Regions from separate parts of the Homo sapiens genome. Here region 1 is linked to region 2. A link is a contact called in ENCODE Hi-C data. All regions are on one chromosome and are shown on one strand. Each heading gives the region's core, a stretch centred on a gene start or an enhancer-like site at or near the end of the contact. The rest is flanking DNA. Distances are from core to core; before and after follow the strand shown. Region 1 overlaps AUTS2 (activator of transcription and developmental regulator AUTS2). Region 2 has its middle 400 kb from the start of CT66.

Region 1 (3,453 bases), core at 99-2,598, 500 kb before region 2:
CTCATAGCAAATCTAGAAAGCCTACCCCTGACATCACCACAGCACTTCTCATATTGAATCACGATTGGTGGGTTTCTTAATTTAATCCTCTCTCAACTGTGAGTTCCCCAAGGCAGAGATCATTTTATTTATCCCCAGTGCACCTAGCTCAGTGCATGGCACCATGGATACAGTACATAAATATTTGGTGGATGTCTACTTAGAAGAGGCAATGCTTCTTGTAAAAGAAAAGGAAGCCTATACAATTCAGTTCATTTGCCCTTGGCAAAGAGGAACATAAGATCTACATCCTAAAACTGATTCTCAGAGTAAGGTCCTTGGACTAGTAGCATCAGCAATGCCTGGGGCCACATGAGAAATGCAAATTTTAAGGCCCCACCCAGGCATACTGAATCAGAAACTATGGATGAGGTCTAGCAATCTACATTTTAATAAGCCCTCCAGACGATTTTAATGAAAAGTAAAGTTTGAGAATCATTGTCCAACAGTTTCTGTGCATACACATACGTTACAGCTTCCTAACCTATCCCTTAGAAGTGAGACAACTGAATAAGATAACTCTAAACGTTTTTTAGATGTTTGGAAATAAGTTTACACACAACCATGAACCAGCTTTCCTGGTGGTGTTAATTAATTACATATGCAATGCTGGTTCAGTGGTTTTTATTAATCTGTTTCTCTCTGCTCACAGCAAAGACATACATATTTTACCAATGAAAATACAAAAGTCAAACCAACAGCTGAGACACTAGAAAAAAAATCTTTTTACAAATTGACCAGAACACATTAGAAAATTAATGTTACACAAAGTGACAAGAAGGTCAGGTTCTTAGGGCAAAATGGAGGTCATTCTGCATTTATCTCCAACTCAAACAACTAAAAGACATTCAGCAAAGATCTCCTCATTCTCCCCACTCTGTGCATGGCTATGGTGGCCTTCTCCCAGATTATCTGCTGGTATTTCTAAAGAGCAGATCGAGATAAGAGGGTAAGAGTATTCAGAGTGCTCAAAGAGGGAGGAGCAATTTTGTCACATGGAGACTTCAATGACATGTCAACAATGAGCCTAATTACCCTGCTGCTATTCTGAAAATAATTCTATACCCTTCACGTAAAAAAAAAATTCTATACCCCAGTGAGTCTATTTTGGAGGGAAAACAGCCCAGCAAAGACACCCTTGGCCAGCATTAGAGAAGGCTGACGTTACTAAGGAAACTCACTTGGGGAGGAAGTGCTGAGTCTCTTGGCCTTTCCCTGAGGAGGGGTAAGGTAACCAAACCAAAAAGGGAAGAACAGAGGTCCTCTTGAGCCTATGCAGCTGCTAGAGGTGCACCGAGGCTAACCGCAGGCTTCTAGAGGTGTCAAACTGCTCTGCAAAACTAAATTTGTCCTTGTGGCTGGAGAAATCGCAAAAAGAAAAGTGAATTCTCACCCATGATCTGACAGATGCATGTGCTTCACTAGCCACGAATATATTCAGATATTAAAGGGGCAGCAATTTTTAAAACTGATCATAATACGTTTTCATTCAGGGCCCACAAAACAAAAATACCACAAAGGGTGTCTTCCTATTTGTAGATGGAAAAAGAGCATTTCTTGAGTGTCAAGAAGGCCCCTTCTTGTGTTCTCCCGTAATACAGAAGCTACTGACCAAGAAACCGTGCTTAAAAATAAAGATTTTTTTTAATGTCTAGTTTCCATACCCAGTTTCAAGAAATTCAAAATTAGAGTAATTTTGGTCAAAATCTGTTAGATTTATTCCTGCAGTTGTGGGAGGGGGGCATTTTTAAAATGCTTCACTAAAACAGAAAATATACAAAAGCATGCTCTTAAAATATAGCAAAATATTATAAACAACATCAAGCCTATTAATGTCTACTATCAATCTAGTTTTAAGAGGATAGTTTTTTAAAATGGATATGAACATTTGCCCAATTAATTTTGTTTTTAAAGTGAGTATTAAAAAGCACAATATTTAGTCGAATGTGATTCAAATTCATCCAAATCAGGACCTACCCCTAATCAAATATCTGACTACAATTTTTCAAACAGTTAATAATTTTTTTGTTTTATATTTTATTAAGCTGAATAACACAATATAGTATTTCCTCTATATGACCAACCTGAAAATATTATATTCCCTGTTACTTTGTTAATCTATATTTATATTTTTAAAAAAATTTTTTTTCTTTTTTATACAAGAGTCTTGATCTGTTGCTCAGCCTGGAGTGCAGTGGTGCGATCACAGTTCACGGCGGCCTTGATCTCTGGGGCTCGAGCTATCCTCCCACCTTAGCCTCCAAAGTAGCTGGGACCACAGGGGTGTGCCACCACATGTGACTTTTTTTTCTTTTTTCTTTTTTTGTAGAAATGGAGTCTCACTGTGTTTCCCAAGCTGATCTCAAACTCCTGGGCTCAAGCAATCCTCCCACCTCAGCCTGCCAAAGCGCTGGGATTACAGGCATGAGCTACCATGCCTGGCCTGTTAATATATTTTCAGTGATTAAACAAATGATGACAAAACATAGGTTACCACGTTCTCTCCCATGGAATACCCATTTCTGTAAACACCCAAAATGTTCCAGTGGGGTTTTCCTGCTTTATAAAGCAGTACATATTTTAAACCCCTTTTACTCTTAATTTCAAAGACGTTTGGCGTTTTGCAAAGCTAGAAAAAGTAATTTTATCTCTCACTGCCATACCTACAGTCAAACTATAAATAGTAAGGCCACCTTGTAAAATAATGGATTTCAATCTACTTTCAACTTTGAGGGTCCGCATTACAACTATAATTACTTCTTTTAGATAACTCCTGTCCACTAAGCACCCAAATACAGAACAACGAAAGCCAACTTTCCACTTATGAAAACCCACAGAGTTTAATTTGTGATCTATTCTTTGTTCCTGAATAGGAACATGGTTTTGCCATGTTGCCTAGGCTGGTCTCAAACTCGTGAGCCCAAGCCATCTGCCCATCTCAGCCTCCCAAAGTGCTGGGATTACAGGTGTGAGCCACCATGGCTGGCCATAGAGCTTTTCTTATCCCCTGACTTCCTTTCCATGTCATTACGTTTTCTATTTTCACTCAGAACCCAAACTTTTTTCCCCAAACATGGCTGGGCATCAAAATCACCTGCAGATGCTATAACAGGATGTCTTAAAAGAACAGTAAAGAAAATAAAAATTATAATTTTTAAAAAGTAGAAAAAAAATTACCTGCAGGGCTTTCAAAAATTAAACATTCCTAATCCTTACCCCCACTGAGTCAGAATTTCCAGGAGTGAGACACAGAAATCCCTATTTGTTTTTAATGAATACTCAAATTTCAAAACTAGTACTTGGTAGCAGGGAATCAACAAGCAACACCTATTAGTTCCACCTAACTGCCCCAGCAACAATCACACACGAGTCTAAGGAAGCCATCACTGCAAGTAAAAATGTTTTAAGAGGAGA
Region 2 (3,414 bases), core at 561-3,060:
AGCACTGACCAGGGAGACCTGGGTTCTATTTCTGGCTCTTCCTCTTAGCAGCTGCATGGCCCTGGATAGATTATTTATCTTCTCTGGATGTCAGTTTACAAAGCTTAGACTAAGAGGGTGTTTCTCGAAGGACCAACATAACTCTTTCCACTCCCACAATTCTTAGTTCTTCATTGGTTTTATGCTTTGTGGTGTGGATAACACTGGGTTTTCTACTATCCTCCTTTCCAAAAAAGCAAATGAACCCAACACTGGATTCAAGCTTAAGGTGCAGACTCACAGAATATTATTATTTTGATGTATATCAGCTGCATTTCTTTAAGGTAAATTTAAGAGCTGTTTTTTCTTTTAAACCCTAGTTGGATTTTTCAGGTGTCTTGTAAAAGCAAAACTGTAAGTCTTATTTTTATATTCTGTCTCTTTCAGACACACGCGCATGCACACACTCACATGCATACATGCACATATGTGCGCGCACACACACACACACACGTGTCCACCAGCCCTCAGTGCCAAAAAGGCAATTTTGCTGCCCTGAAGCTTTTATTAATTTTGACATGCTTTTGGTGAGCCACTGACACTGCTGCTGAATGGGGCTTCCTAAGATAATAGGATGAATGAAATAGAAAAAAAAATAGTAAGGAAAGATAAAACCTTCTGAGGAAACTTTTAAGGAAAAAGTTCCCATCTCAACTGGGCTGTGTGCTCTTGCCTATGGGGGACACTGCAGGGGCACGATTTTAAAGACACTCCAGAGACAGAGCCTCCTGAGCACGGCTGGCATCAATGAGACACCCACAGCTAAAACCTCATTTCACAGCTTGATAAAAATTAAACATAAAAGACTCTTCCGGCTTCACAAAAATGGAAATATATGCTGTTTTGAGAAGTGCCACCTCTAGTAATTGAGTTACTGTCTTCCAGCCCTAGCTTGCTTCTGAAGAATGCTTCATGGATTGCATCTGAGGCAATTGCTCATCACTTCTCTGAGAGTTTGCAAATACATCTGCCTGGAGTCTCAAACAAAGTCTTGTCAACATGACCTCAGGAAGTCTCCTCACCACTGGGACTCTGAATGGAGTCACTGACTCTAGTATTTAGTCTTCTTTGTAATCCTGGAGTAGGGATCTGACTCTGCAGACCATATTTGGCTTTGTAGGGCTCTGCCAAGGGTGGGCTAGAGGGAGACTGCACGGGGAGAGGAGGAAGTAATTACTCTTTTCTGTGTGCTTCCTGTGGACTTCCTGTGTGCTTCCTGTGGACTTCCTGTGTGCTTCTTATCCTATTGACTTGCTGTGGATTTCCTGTGTGCTTCCTGTGAACTTCCTGTCTGCCTCCTGTGGACCTCCTGTTGGCCCATGGTGGATTTCCTATCTTCTTCCTGTGGATTTTTTGTGTCTACTTCCGATGGACCTCATTGTGGCTTGTTGTGGACTGCCTTTCTGCTTCCTGTGGAGTTCCTGTGTGCTTCTTGTGGACTTTCTGTCTGCTTCCTGTGGATTTCCAGTGTGTGTCTTGTGGATCTCCTGTTGTCTTGCTGTGGAGTTCCTATGGACTTCCTGTGTACTTCTTGTGGACTTCCTGTGTGCTTCTTGTGGACCTCCTGTTGGCTTGCTGTGGACTTCCTGTCTTCCTCTTGTGGACTTTCTGTGTGCTTCTCATGTATTTCCTGTTTCTTTGCTGTGGACTTTCTGTGTGCTTCTGGTGGACTTCCTGTCTGCTTCCTGTGGACGTCCTGTCTGCTTCTAGTAGACCTCCTGTCATCTTGCTGTGGATTTCCTGTGTGCTTTCTGTGAACTTCCTGTGTGCTTCTTGTGAACTTTCTGTCTGCTTCTGTTGGACTTCTGCTTCCCGTTCTTGCCAAGTGCCACCCAAGAAGCACTGTTTTACTCCGGCGGTGGCCAATCCTTTCGGTAGTAGTGACTGAATTCAGTTTGTAGTTTCTCTGGTGTTTGCAGACAAACTTCATTATGTCCCACTCTGAGACACCAGCATTGATCATTCTCCTCTCCTTAGAGGTTAGAGTCCCAACCCCACAGTAGCTCCTTTTCGAAGCTTCAAGGTTTTAATGATTCCAGCCTCTTCTCTTTGTTCCCCCAGCCTTGGGAGTCCTGGGAGTGTTTACTGCTTTGTGTAGTTGCTACCACTATGGTAACTTCCAGTTACTTAGTCAACAACTCTATACCCAGTTAATAACTTCTTTTTATTAAATTCTTTCTATGCAAATAACTTTTGTGATTTCCAATTCCTTACTGGATGTGGCTGATACAACACTTTTAACAGGTTGGTTTGTAAGATTCTGATTTTTTGTATGCATTTAGGGACACACACATAATCTGTGTTTACTTATGACTATATGACTTTATTTTTACAGAAGTGGCATCATATTGTTTGCACAATCTTCTGCAACTTTCTTTTTATCACCTAATTTTAAATATAAATAAGAAATAAGAAATAATAAAAAATGAGAACATATTCAAAAATGACTTTCCATGTCAGTACAAATGAAGCTTCCTTATCATTTTTCATGGCTGCATAGTATTTCATAATTTGTTTAATGATGACCACTCCTAGAACTTTTGATTGTTTCTATTTTTTTTGCAATTACAGAAAAATATTTTAGTGAATATGCTTATACACAAATATACACAGACAATTCTTGGGTACATGTTTGAGTATACATCTTTAAGATACATTTCTATTATGGAAACAGTATAAATAACATGCGTATTAAATATTTTTGATACATGCAGCCAATGCCCCCCAAAAATGCTTTACCATTTGACATTATTATCAGCTAAGTATGATTATGCACATCTGCTCTCTCTTTTTTATGAATTCCTAAAAGTTTCTGGTCTGCTGATGGTACATTTTTTTATATTCTAGCAATAGTATTGATTTTCTGTTTTTTCCTGGGCATGAGGAGTGACCAAAGCAAGTGCTCAGCTGGCATCTCGATCCAATTTTTTCAGATTTCAGTTTTCTTCAGTGGCCTTGGTGGATTCAATAAATCTTCAGGTAGTCTACTGCCAATTACCTTGTTTTCATGGCAGTCTTGAAAATGTTTTGGATTTTTCTGGCTCAGGCAAAAGGCTTTAAACATTTCTTTCTAGGTGAGTGAATTTTCCTGTCCTTGAAAGATACACCCTTACAAGGAGTATTCATGAGGAGCCTATGGCCAAGAATTAATAGTAACTACAACAAAAAATAGCCAACATTTATTAAGCCTTTATTATATGCTCCACATCATGTTAAGTGCTTTTGCATTGAATACATAATTTAATTCTTACAATGATCTTATTTTACAGATGAGGAAACTAAGGCTTAGAGAAGTTGGCTTGTTTGCCAAAACCACTCAGCTAGCAAGTGCAAGAGCTAGAATTTAAGTGTAAGTAGTCAGATTCCTTTTTGCTG

The links. Hi-C counts contacts between places; a loop is a spot of excess contacts on that map. Pooled maps may share reads with other maps.
Region 1: a map with no recorded cell type shows a loop between it and region 2 (4-fold over the local background). The contact joins two enhancer-like sites. A Hi-C loop is called at or near these places in 4 of 37 single-sample maps with no recorded cell type and 2 of 50 pooled maps.

Annotation. Positions count from the first base shown.
Region 1 is chr7:69,694,071-69,697,523 of GRCh38, reverse strand. The region is part of intron 1 of AUTS2 (activator of transcription and developmental regulator AUTS2); the gene reads right to left. Among named protein-coding and RNA genes, the nearest start is that of AUTS2, 97 kb to the right of the region's middle. RefSeq lists an enhancer at 272-321. Within about 2 kb of position 1,348, at least 4 of the 41 ENCODE cell types and tissues checked have a DNase peak (open chromatin) inside an H3K27ac peak, as active enhancers do.
Region 2 is chr7:69,197,572-69,200,985 of GRCh38, reverse strand. No RefSeq gene overlaps it. Among named protein-coding and RNA genes, the nearest start is that of CT66, 400 kb to the left of the region's middle. Within about 2 kb of position 1,810, at least 3 of the 41 ENCODE cell types and tissues checked have a DNase peak (open chromatin) inside an H3K27ac peak, as active enhancers do.